Linked DNA regions of Mus musculus: region 2 is linked to region 1. The links are chromatin loops, found by intact Hi-C in ENCODE. Cell type or tissue: heart. All regions are shown on one strand. Each heading gives the region's core, and the rest is flanking DNA. Links, peaks and the distances in the headings are about the cores only. Region 1 holds the start of Gm39408 (a long non-coding RNA gene). Region 2 overlaps Rasa2 (RAS p21 protein activator 2).

Region 1 (5,386 bases), core at 87-5,086:
AATTAATATCCAGTGTTATTCTCAATAAAGAAACTTGTTTTTTCTTATGTTTTCTTTCTCATCCTCTTTCAAAGTCTTTTATATCAGTAACACTAAGCTCCAGGCTTCTAATAACAGAAAATAATTCTTCAGTAACAATGCTGTACAAGTGAGACATAGAGTACTTAGGATAGTCTTGTGAAGATTCCTCTTGTAGGAGCAGAGCAGTAAAGAAGCTGATGGAATACTCCAGTTAATTAACTAATAAGCTCGTACCTAACATGACCATAAGTTTGATGGACTAACTATTCACTTGGATTTCTTAATTAACATGAACAGTTTATAATAGCATCTTTAAAAAACTAGAACTTAATATTGCATTTTGAAGCATTGCATAGATACAACACCTTAAACAAGAGTTGAAACATATATTCATAGTATGTTGTAATGAAATATAGCCTTAATCTGTATCAATATACAAAATCCAAACCAAATGTAAATTTTTTTTTTTTTTGAGACAGGGTTTCTCTGTGTAGCCCTGGCTGTCCTGGAACTCACTCTGTAGACCAGGCTGGCCTCGAACTCAGAAATCCACCTGCCTCTGCCTCCAAGTGCTGGGATTAAAGGCGTGCGCCACCACGCCCGGCTCCCAAATGTAAAATATTTGGTTCGTTAATATTCTTTGGTCTAAAAGTAGATTCAACAATCTACCCCTTTATCCTATTATTTCTAACTTCTCTCTCTTTCTCTAACACTAGATAGGAGAGAGAGAGACGGACAGAGGAAAGAAACAGAAATCCCTGAATCTAACCTCTCTGACCAAGACCACTAATAATCCTCCCACTGAGTAACCAAATCCACCCACATCAATTTTTGGGAATGAGATGCCATTCTCTTAAAATTGCTTCCTGCAATCTGGGGGTGTCAGCCCCTTTTAGGAGTCTGTATAAAATTGGGACATGGCCAGTCTCAAGAAAGCTAGCTGTAACATTTGTTGTCCAGTCCCTCTGTGATGGGAAAGTGCAGGGCTTAAATGAAGTCCTGACTGTTTGGCTGGAAGTAGCAGGATGCTGGAATAAATATGTCTCAGCATCCTTCTCAGCGTCCTTCAGGGTGAGTCTTGTCAGGGCCGCTCTAACATCACTGGGGTTTGGTTGTTTGTCTCTGTGAACCTACAAGCTTTTAACTGTAATACACATTTTTGCATGAATGCATGTTTGGCATGTTAAAGGTGATTCTTTGAGCAGGCAAAAGTTAGTTTGAACTATATAACCAACCTGTAATACAAATTTTCATCGATGCCATTTGAAGGATGGCATGTAATAATTCCTGAAGATTCTGTAGCCAACAAGATCTGTTGGCTTTACAGAGACACTGTCATGTGTCAGCCTGTCTCAGAAATGTTCCCACGTCCAGAGGCAGCACAAACTTTACCTGTTTTATTCTTCTTGGTTTCTCCCATCCTGCTATAGGCTATAGGCAGGATGGGACCTTCAGGAGGTCTGTCAGATCTAATCTTTATTATGATGGAACCCCTAGCTTTTCTTCTGTTAAAACCAAGGCAAAACCTCTTCTCTAACGTAACGTATTTCCTACCTTCCATTAAAGACATCCTTATAATATATAGGTTGGTTTATTTCCATTAAAGACATCCATATAATATATAGGTTGGTTTATTTCCATTAAAGACATCCTTATAATATATAGGTTGGTTTATTTCCATTAAAGACATCCTTATAATATATAGGTTGGTTTATTTCGGCAATTTTTCCCCATAGCCCAATGTCTCTCAGTAGCTCTTGTGTTTTACTCCTTTGAAGTATAGCTAAATCCTTTCACAATTGTCCAACTTGTAGGATTATGAGATATGCCAGTAATATATTTTCTGCCATAATATCTAAAATATCGTATTCTAAGAATACATATATTAAAGTACCATCAACTTTAGTCTGTAAAGGATTTCCAAGATAGCCACCATCTCTAATAAATGTGCAGTCTCACAATCAGCCTTTTTAGAATTCAAGGCAGAAACATCAAAATCTTGACTACCAATTGTTTGATGTATTAAAATATATACATATATTAATTCTCCAAACTCTATAAAATGAAATATATAATCTATTGTATGACATTGTTCTGAACATAATCTTTATTCTTAACTCAGCATAGTCTCTTTATTTAGGAATTTAATAGGTTGGCATTCTGCAATCTTGTCACAAGGTGGCTCTGTAGGCTTTGGATTGGGTTCCTCCAAAGATCCTTTTTCTGAGAGGATTTTACAATCCGTTTATTATTATTGCTAACACTGGCATTTAATATTTCAATCTTTTCCATTTGTAAGTTTGCTTTCTTTTGATTTTTAAAAAAGGGATATATAAAATTGCAATTATTATTGAAAAATAATTATTTGTATGCTGATAAGTGATGGGGTCTAGATGCATTGTGTCATTGTGTTTTCCATTTTTTAACGCAGGAGACATTTTTCTTTTTAATCTTTCTCTTCTTAATGACTTTCCAAGTATCTTATGAAGTCTGTTGAGTTTTCAGTTTTTCTATTTCCATGTATCTGTAGCTGGTGCCTGCCAAGTCTCCCAGCCACTCAGCTAACTCTTTGCACTGGCTGTTAGCTTCTTGTTCCACCCCTTTGGTCAGTCCCTCTCTTTGTCTGACTCCGAACTGCTTCAGGCTGTGTTTTCCCCACTGGCTGCCTAGCTCTCGTTTTCATGCTTTCCAACCCTTCTCTGGAACCCTGTTGTGCTTGGGAGATGCTCTGAGGCTCCAGTACCCGCCAGCTGAGTTAGCTCATGGGCCTCCTCTTAAAAGAGCCTCTCAGGCTAGGAAACTGCTCCAGGAGGTGTGTGGAAACACAGGGGTTTTTCTCAGGCTCTAAGTCTGGATTCTCAGAAGCCAAAAGGGGTGTTCAGCCAGATACAGAGGTTGATGATAAATGACTGTCAAAAATACTCCAATATCATTTTGGCTCTCTATCTGTAACATTCTAACTCTCCACTGACTTGAAATTCTGAAGTTCAGATCAGTACAGAAGGTACATTTGGCCTCGCCTCCCCTCCCCTCCCCGCCTCCCCTCCCCTCCCCTCCCCCCTCCCCTCCTCTCCCCTCCCCTCCCCCCCTCCCCTCCCCTCCCCTCCCCTCTCCCCTTTCCCCTCCCCTCCCCTCCCCCCTCCCCTCCCCTCCCCTTCCCTCCCCTCCCCTCTCCTCTCCTCTCCTCTCCTCTCCTCTCCTCTCTTTTTTTAAAAGATTTATTTATTTATTATATGTAAGTACACTGTAGCTGTTTTCAGACATGCCAGAAGAAGATATCAGATCTTGTTAGGATAGTTGTGAGCCACCATGTGGTTGCTGGGATTTGAACTCAGGACCTTCGGAAGAGCAGTCAGTGCTCTTAACTGCTGAGCTATCTCTCCAGGCCCCATTTGGCTTTTTCAAGGAACTTAGATTTTGCATCGTATAACAATCCAGATTGTATAGTGGTTTTGTATGTATATTGAGTTCTGAAGATCTACTTTACTGTTCTCCTAGGTCACATAAATCAGGCTCTACTACAATTGTAGACTCAATTTCAAATGAAGCTTTTGTTTCCCTCTTATGGGTACCGGTTGGAGGGTTTACTTGCTTGCTTTTAGTATAGTGTCTCATTTGGTGGCCCTAATTGGCTTCAAACTTGCTAACATCCTCCTACTTCTGCCTCCCAAGTACTAGGATTAAAAGCTGATTTGTGTACGGGCATGTTACATACATGTGTGCTTGAAGGCCAGGAACATGCATCAGTTACCTTGCTATATTCTCTGCTAATTTGAATGCATGAGGCAGGGCATCTCCCTGAACTTGGAGCATGCATATTTTCAGCTATACTAGAAGCACTAACAGTTCCTCTCTCCCTAATTCCCTCAGAACTGGGCTTACAGGTAAGTATGCATGGTGTGCCCAGCTTATTATTTGATGGGATTCAAACTCCTGACCTTACAGCTACACAGCAAGCACTCTTAACCAGGGTGCCATCTTTCCAGCTCCCAAAGTGCTTACCACGTAGGAAAAAAGCTGTTCATTTTTCTGACAGTAAGAAATTGTCAGTTGTCAGGTTAATCCTCAATTGCTGATCACTTACTTGAATCTACACTGTGACATCATGTCAGGAGTCAGGGTACTGCTGTTCTAAGATGCTAAGATAGAATTAAACCAAAGATACTAGTGATTGCTTAGATGATCATCATTAAGAGCTCTTGACGGCACTTCTTCCCCACATGTTAGCCAAAAGCATCCTGTCTGTCTGTCTATTATATGGGTCTTTTACCTGCATTTGTGTCTATGCACCATTTGTGTACCTGATGCCTGAAGAGGCCAGAAGAGAGCACTGGACCCGTGGAATTGGAGTGGGTGAATTACGGGTGGTTGTGAGCTGCCATCACCATGTGGGTACAGAGAATCAAAACCAGGTCTTCTGGAAGAGCAGCCAGTGCTCTTAACTCCATCTCCAGCTCCCCCTTCCTTTTTAAAAAGTTGCCTTTTAAATATATATGCTTATTTTTTTGAGACAGGGTCTCACTATGTAGCCCTAGCTGGCCTGGAATTCTAGATCAGACTAGCCTCAGGCTCACAGAAATCCTCCTGCCTCTGCTTCCCCAGGGCTGGAATTAAAGGCTTGAATAAAATTTTATTTTCTTGTTACCAACTTTACAGATTATAAGCACACCGCAGAGAATTGCCAATTCAGGAAGTGTTCTGATTGGGAATCCATATACCCCTGCACCCGCAATGGTCACTCAGACTCACATAGCTGAGGCTGCTGGCTGGGTTCCCAGGTAAGAGTGTCAGAAATTACTGTTTCTAAGCCTCCCACCCCCTTACTAGCTTGCTGTCTTATCTTCTTCCTACTCCCTCTTTTTACATTTTACATGTATTTATTTTGTAAATGTGCACACATAATACAATGGAGTCTGTGTGGAAGTTAGAGGAGAACTTTGAGAGTCAGTTCTCTGTCCATTGTGTGAGTCCTAGAGATCAAGCTTAGTTTCCCCATCTTGCCATCAGGTGCCTCTATCTGTCATCTCACCACCCAGAGATGTAATTATGTATATGTGTGTATGTAGGGGGTGGAGTATGTGACCAAGGGTACAGGTGCCGGCTGAGTCTAGAAAAGAGCATTGGCTCCCTGGAACTGGAGTTACAGGCGCTTGTGATCCACCTAACGCTAATGCTGGAAACTAGGGAACTGCGGTCCCTAAGAAATCTGCATGGACTCTTAACAGCAGAGCTGTCTCTCCAGAAGGTTCTTTTGGTTTTTGTTTTTGTTTTTCCGAGACAGGGTTTCTCTGTGTAGCCCTGGCTGTCCTGGAACTCACTTTATAGACCAGGCTGGCCTCGAACTCAGAAATCCCCCTGCCTCTGC
Region 2 (5,386 bases), core at 243-5,242, 270 kb after region 1:
ACTGTATACATATTATATACTGTAACAAACTATGCAGATGCCTAAAATGCAACACACTGTAAAAAACTTCTTATTAATATACTTGGAATATACATGTCTATTCATTCCTTCAGGTTAAACTGCTCATATGTGTGTGTGCACATGTGCACACATGCCAGTAGTCCCTGCTATTTGGGAGGCTGATGCAAGAGACTGCTTAAGCCCAGAGTTCTGGGTCAAGACCTCATCTCTTTAAAATATCTCTCTTCTCAATTATTCTACTATTCAGGAATTCCCAATGAAGCACTCTATATTCTCTCAAAGTACCTTGTATCAGGCCTTTATGTCATCATTTCGGTATTCATAGGAGAAGCTCTCCTAGTTGGTATTTACCCATCAGATTTCATGGGACTTCAAAACCTACTGAGCACCATGAGTTAACAGATTAGCTGAGTGCTTGTGGTTGTTAGTTAACCTGTTAAGTCTGTGCCTTTCTGCTTTGTATTGTTATACTGTCTTACTTACCAAGTCCAGTTGTTTTATTCTCAAACTGGTTTACACCAGGCTTTTACGTTATAGTTTTATTATATACTACATAATGTGATAAAAGAAACACTTCAGTTCAGTTTTGTGTGTCACTGTGGGACAGACACTCTGAACCATTTACTGTGCAGCGATCACCGCGGCACCATGAACCAGCAGAGTAAAGCCACAACGAAGCCCAAGCACAACTCTACCTTGCTGTCTGTGGTAGGTGAGCTCTCTGCTCGTCAAGCAGAACCATCGTTTCTTGAAGTTCTTCTTTCCAATACGGGTTCTTCCTTGAGCTCTCTTATACATCTCACTGCCAACATAACAGACAGAAGCAAACATTTAACCCTCAGAGGTGCAAACCACTGCCCTGAAACCAAGCTGACCCTGACTGTTAGGTGCCATCGCGGCCATGCACGGCTACTAGTGCACAGCAGTGACGTCTGGGGATGACTCAGGACGTCCTTCTATCAATGCAGGGCTGTCTTAGTTCTCCTTTTAGGAATGGCGTAGCCTGCATGACATCTATGCACAGTGTACATTGCCTGTGGAAATCTGAAGAGGGCATCAGATCCCTTGGAACTGGAGTTACAAACAGTTGTGAGCTGCTCTATGGGTGCTGGGAATTGAACCCAGGTCCTCTACAGGAGCCACTACCTCTCTTAACCATGAGTGAGGCACCTCTCCTCTTCTAAGTAATGTCGTTTTAGAATTGTGCTATACAGAATAAAAAGGGCCAGGAAAGTTATTTCCATCTCATTATTCCTAGTAACAACCACTCCTCGGTAAGGAAACAGAGCCATTTCCTAACTACAGAACAGCCTGGGACTGTGTAGTCAGCGTGTGCTGTCCTAAGACGGAGCAGACAGGGCCGTGAGGGTGATTTACCTGGCTGAAGCCGCTTAGGAAGCTCTGGAACAGAATGAAAACTCAGGTGTCCTCCTTCTCAAAGCCATGTTCTTTGTACTTACTGTCTACAGTGAGTTATAACTTTCATGTCTCATTTAGTTAATTACCCTTCTTTCAGGTGCACAGGCTCACTCGTACCACTGGACTCTTTAGTTTCCGTAGATGAAATTTCATCCAAGAACTAAATGGGGAGATGGGGAAGTATTACAGTGTGTGAGTAAATAAGGTATATTATAAAAAATTATTTTATCTGTCAGGTGGTGGTGGCAGCACACACCTTTAATTCCAGCACTCCAGAGGCAAAGGTAGGTAGATCTCTGAGTTTGAGGCAGCCTGGTCTACAATGAGTTTCTGGATAGCCAAGGCTATACCAAGAAACTCTGTCTTAAAAAACAAACAAACTTTTATCTTGCATGTCACTGATTATATTAGGGAATTTCTTATTATTAAAGTATATATATATATGCAGGTTGGAAATCTCTTGCTTAGAACCAAAGTGCTTTAGATTTAGGATTCTGAAACATTTGCATATATAGTAAGGTATCTTGGGGACTGGACTCATATCTAAACAAAATTCATATACATAGCCTAAGGGTAATTTCATATAGTTTTTGTTTTACTACACCTGCAGTTTGTGACCTATCACTTGAGATGAAGTGTTTAATTTTCCACTGTGACATCATGTCCACTCAAGAAGTTTTAAATATTGCAATAGTTCAGATCTTAGATCATCTTGGATCAAAGAGGCTCATCTTATAGTAATCTATGAAATAAAATACATTTGGTTATACAAAGTTCCCAATTTACAAAAGAAAGGCGTTCTAAAAAATTGTTTCTCTCTCTCTCTCTCTCTCTCTGGTTTTTTGAGACAGGGTTTCTCTGTATAACCCTGGCTGTCCTGGAACTCACTCTGTAGACCAGGCTGGCCTCGAACTCAGAAATCTGCCTGCCTCTGCCTCCTAAGTGCTGGGATTAAAGGCAAAAATTGTTTCTTAACTTACTCAAATTCTGAATGTACTTACCTAGAGAAATAACTCAATCTATAATCCTTAACTGTAATTCGTTTTGAGACAGGGTCTCACTATTTCTGAGGCTGAACTCAAACACACTGTAATCTTCCTGTCTCAGCCTCCTCAGTGCTAAGATGACTGGCATATACCACCACATCTGGCCCTTATCCATATTTTTGGTACCCTGGCTGGCCTAGAACTCATTCTGTGGTCCAGACTGGCCTCAAACTCACAGAGATCTACCCTCCTCTGCATCCCAAGTGCTGGGATTAAAGGCATGTGCTGCCACCACCTGGCTCAAAGCATTTATTTTTCTTCCCTTTTAAAACTCTCATCTTTGATTTGCAGCAAACACTGGCACAGGGCTCTCATGTACTATTTTACAGTGTGTTTTCCATCGTGACAAATAAATACTGTGTGTGACTACTGGATGGAACCAAAGGGGGATATTTAATACAAGTACAAGGATTTATTGGTCTTATGTAACCAATAAGCCCTCCCATTCATTGGTTATTCATAGAAAATAGCTTGCTGATTTCTATTATATATAACTGGTGACCTTGACAAATGAGCTAACCTAAAATCAAATATAAATATTTACAAATTTTCTATGCAGAATATAAGGATGTGGCTCAAGAAAATTTGTAGCATCCATTGCTAGAAACAGGAGGCCACTCAGTGAACAGCATTTAGCTTCATGAGTATGTAAGCTGGACTAGTCACGGGCTTCCCAGCACGTGGAAAGAGGAAACAGCACTTCACAAAGCACCTCCCCCTCTTAGAGAGGAATCCTATCTATCTGCTTATCCAAGAGATATTATGCTCCCAGTTGTCTGGCCTGTATTGCTGTCTTCGCTTTTGTTTTTAACTTTATTTTGTTTAGGATTTAGGATACACACGACAAAAGCACATAGTTTTATAAGAAGGACATCAAGGGACGAGTGCTTCCTCTACAGGACTGAAGGCGCAGCAAGCTGGGGCTATGGGTGCTGTGATTCGCCCACCAGAGCACTCACTCAAGAGGCTTCCTTCCAGTTTGCTGGAAGGGAATCTTGGTAAGTGAACAACCAAGAACAGAATCCTTTTTGTCTTGGTGGTGCAGGTTCAAGTATCCAGGGACAACAGTAACAAAGTATGCTGTCTCATCTGTAGTTCTAATAGATGGGCCATCCACCAGTGGAGTTTAATGGCTACTTGAATATCTCACTTCTTAGCATTATATGAAGAAGTATCAGATAAAAGCCAATGTGTGATGTGAAACCACTCAGACGTAAGTAACTGTAGGTAAGGAGCTGGTTTAGATTCACTCTACTTAGAGCTGTAAACATCTTCACTCCCTCACAGTGCTGTGCTTCTGTCACCAAACTGCATAACCACCTTGTATCCAGAACTCTGCTGGTTACCTTTCCTTTTACTGTGTGGGCAACAGCGTATGATTTAGTTACGAGTCACTTAAAAGTCACTAGTATAAATGCCAGTATGGATGAGTTACATGGACACTCGTAATTCCTTAATTATAGAGGCTGGAGACAGAACAGTCTAGGATATGTAAAATCCTAGGTCCGATCTATAGACAGACAGAAAGACACATGGACACACACAAAGATAATCAAGATTTTTTTTCCCCCGGAGACAGGGTTTCCTCTGTGTAGCCCTGACTGTCCTGGAACTCACTCTGTAGACCAGGCTGGCCTCGAACTCAGAAATCTGCCTGCCTCTGCCTCCCAAGTGCTGGGACTAAAGGCGTGTGCCACCACTGCCTGGCGATAATTAAGATTTTAGGACAAACTATCTTATGCTACCTCAGGACTACAGATATACATGAGACAGTAAATGTACTATGGTTAGAATCTATTTGTGAGTATACAAAACTTGTAATTTTATTTTACAAATTAAAAGCATATTATTAAATTTTCTCAAAAGCTTTCAACTAAAGGAGAAAAAAATTTAGGTTCAGCATAGTGGTGTACACCATTAGTTTCAGCACTTAGGAGGTAGAGGCAGGTGGCTACCTGTGAGTTTGAGGCCAGCCGGGTCTACATACTAAGAACTAGGATAGCCAAGGCTATATACTGAGACTCTGTAAAAATAAAACAAAACCAAGCCCTATCTGATGGGAGCATTTTCACTCATAGAGTCTTCGAGAAAGTATGTCTTCAGTCTAAACAGGTACTTCAGTAAAAATGTTCTTGGCCATCAACAGCTAAATCATGTATAGAAACTCAACAGGCTTTAAGACTAGCCTTGCTAACTTGGTTCACTAAGTTAGGATTGTGATAACGAAACATTACTTTCTTCAAGTTTAGTTTAGCTATATCCTAAGATAATTTTTTGTTCCAAGTTTTTCAGGGTTATAATAATGTATTTTATGTGAATGAATAACAAGTTAAGGACCAAAAAATTAAAGACTTAAAAAGACTTCTCAGTTTCTAGTCACACTCCTTTTTACATATTGTAGGTCTTATATCGACATTTTATGCTGTAGGCATTTATATATTTTTATTTTTACTTATTTTTTTCCAGTTACTACCATGCATACTCATTATATTGAAAACACTGTTTTACATTTTTTTCTGACTTTATGTGAATGTGTGTGTCTCAGCACACACATGGAGGTTGGAGGACAACTATGGGAGCTGGTACCCTCCTTCCAATCACTGTGACCCCAGCAATAAGGTCCTCTAAGAAGTCCCTTTACCTGCTGAGCCATCCTGGTGACCCATTTTGCTTTGCTATGGCAAGTGAGTACCCACTCTACTACATAACAAGCTCTACTAGGCTTTAGTCCTAGAACAAAGGTTCTTAACAAAGCCAGTTCCATCCTCCAGGGGACATCTATTTAGTAATAGCTAAAAGCATTTCTGGCCTTCAAAACTGGGTATATGCCATTGACATTTAATTGATGGATGTTGCCATATATCCTACGATGCAAAATCAATAACTACCTAGCCCCAAAT

The links. Hi-C counts contacts between places; a loop is a spot of excess contacts. Peaks named below come from ENCODE experiments on the same cell type or tissue, not always from the same donor. Only the 100,000 strongest peaks of a DNase experiment are listed, where the experiment ranks them.
Region 2: it touches region 1 in a loop (3-fold over the local background); 7 of 42 quality-filtered maps call a loop at or near these places.

Annotation. Positions count from the first base shown.
Region 1 is chr9:96,282,924-96,288,309 of GRCm38, forward strand. It overlaps Tfdp2 (transcription factor Dp 2), which reads left to right. Exons shown (of 13, transcript NM_001184706.1): 5 at 4,678-4,799. Gm39408 (a long non-coding RNA gene) reads left to right here and starts at 570. Exons shown (of 2, transcript XR_871038.1): 1 at 570-1,686; 2 at 1,727-2,346. In heart, for the core only: a CTCF peak has its summit at 2,204 (motif pointing right); no DNase peak of the experiment used is centred there.
Region 2 is chr9:96,551,587-96,556,972 of GRCm38, forward strand. It overlaps Rasa2 (RAS p21 protein activator 2), which reads right to left. Exons shown (of 24, transcript NM_053268.2): 18 at 1,527-1,600; 19 at 717-823. Among named protein-coding and RNA genes, the nearest start is that of Gm28729, 29 kb to the left of the region's middle. In heart, for the core only: a CTCF peak has its summit at 2,713 (motif pointing left); no DNase peak of the experiment used is centred there.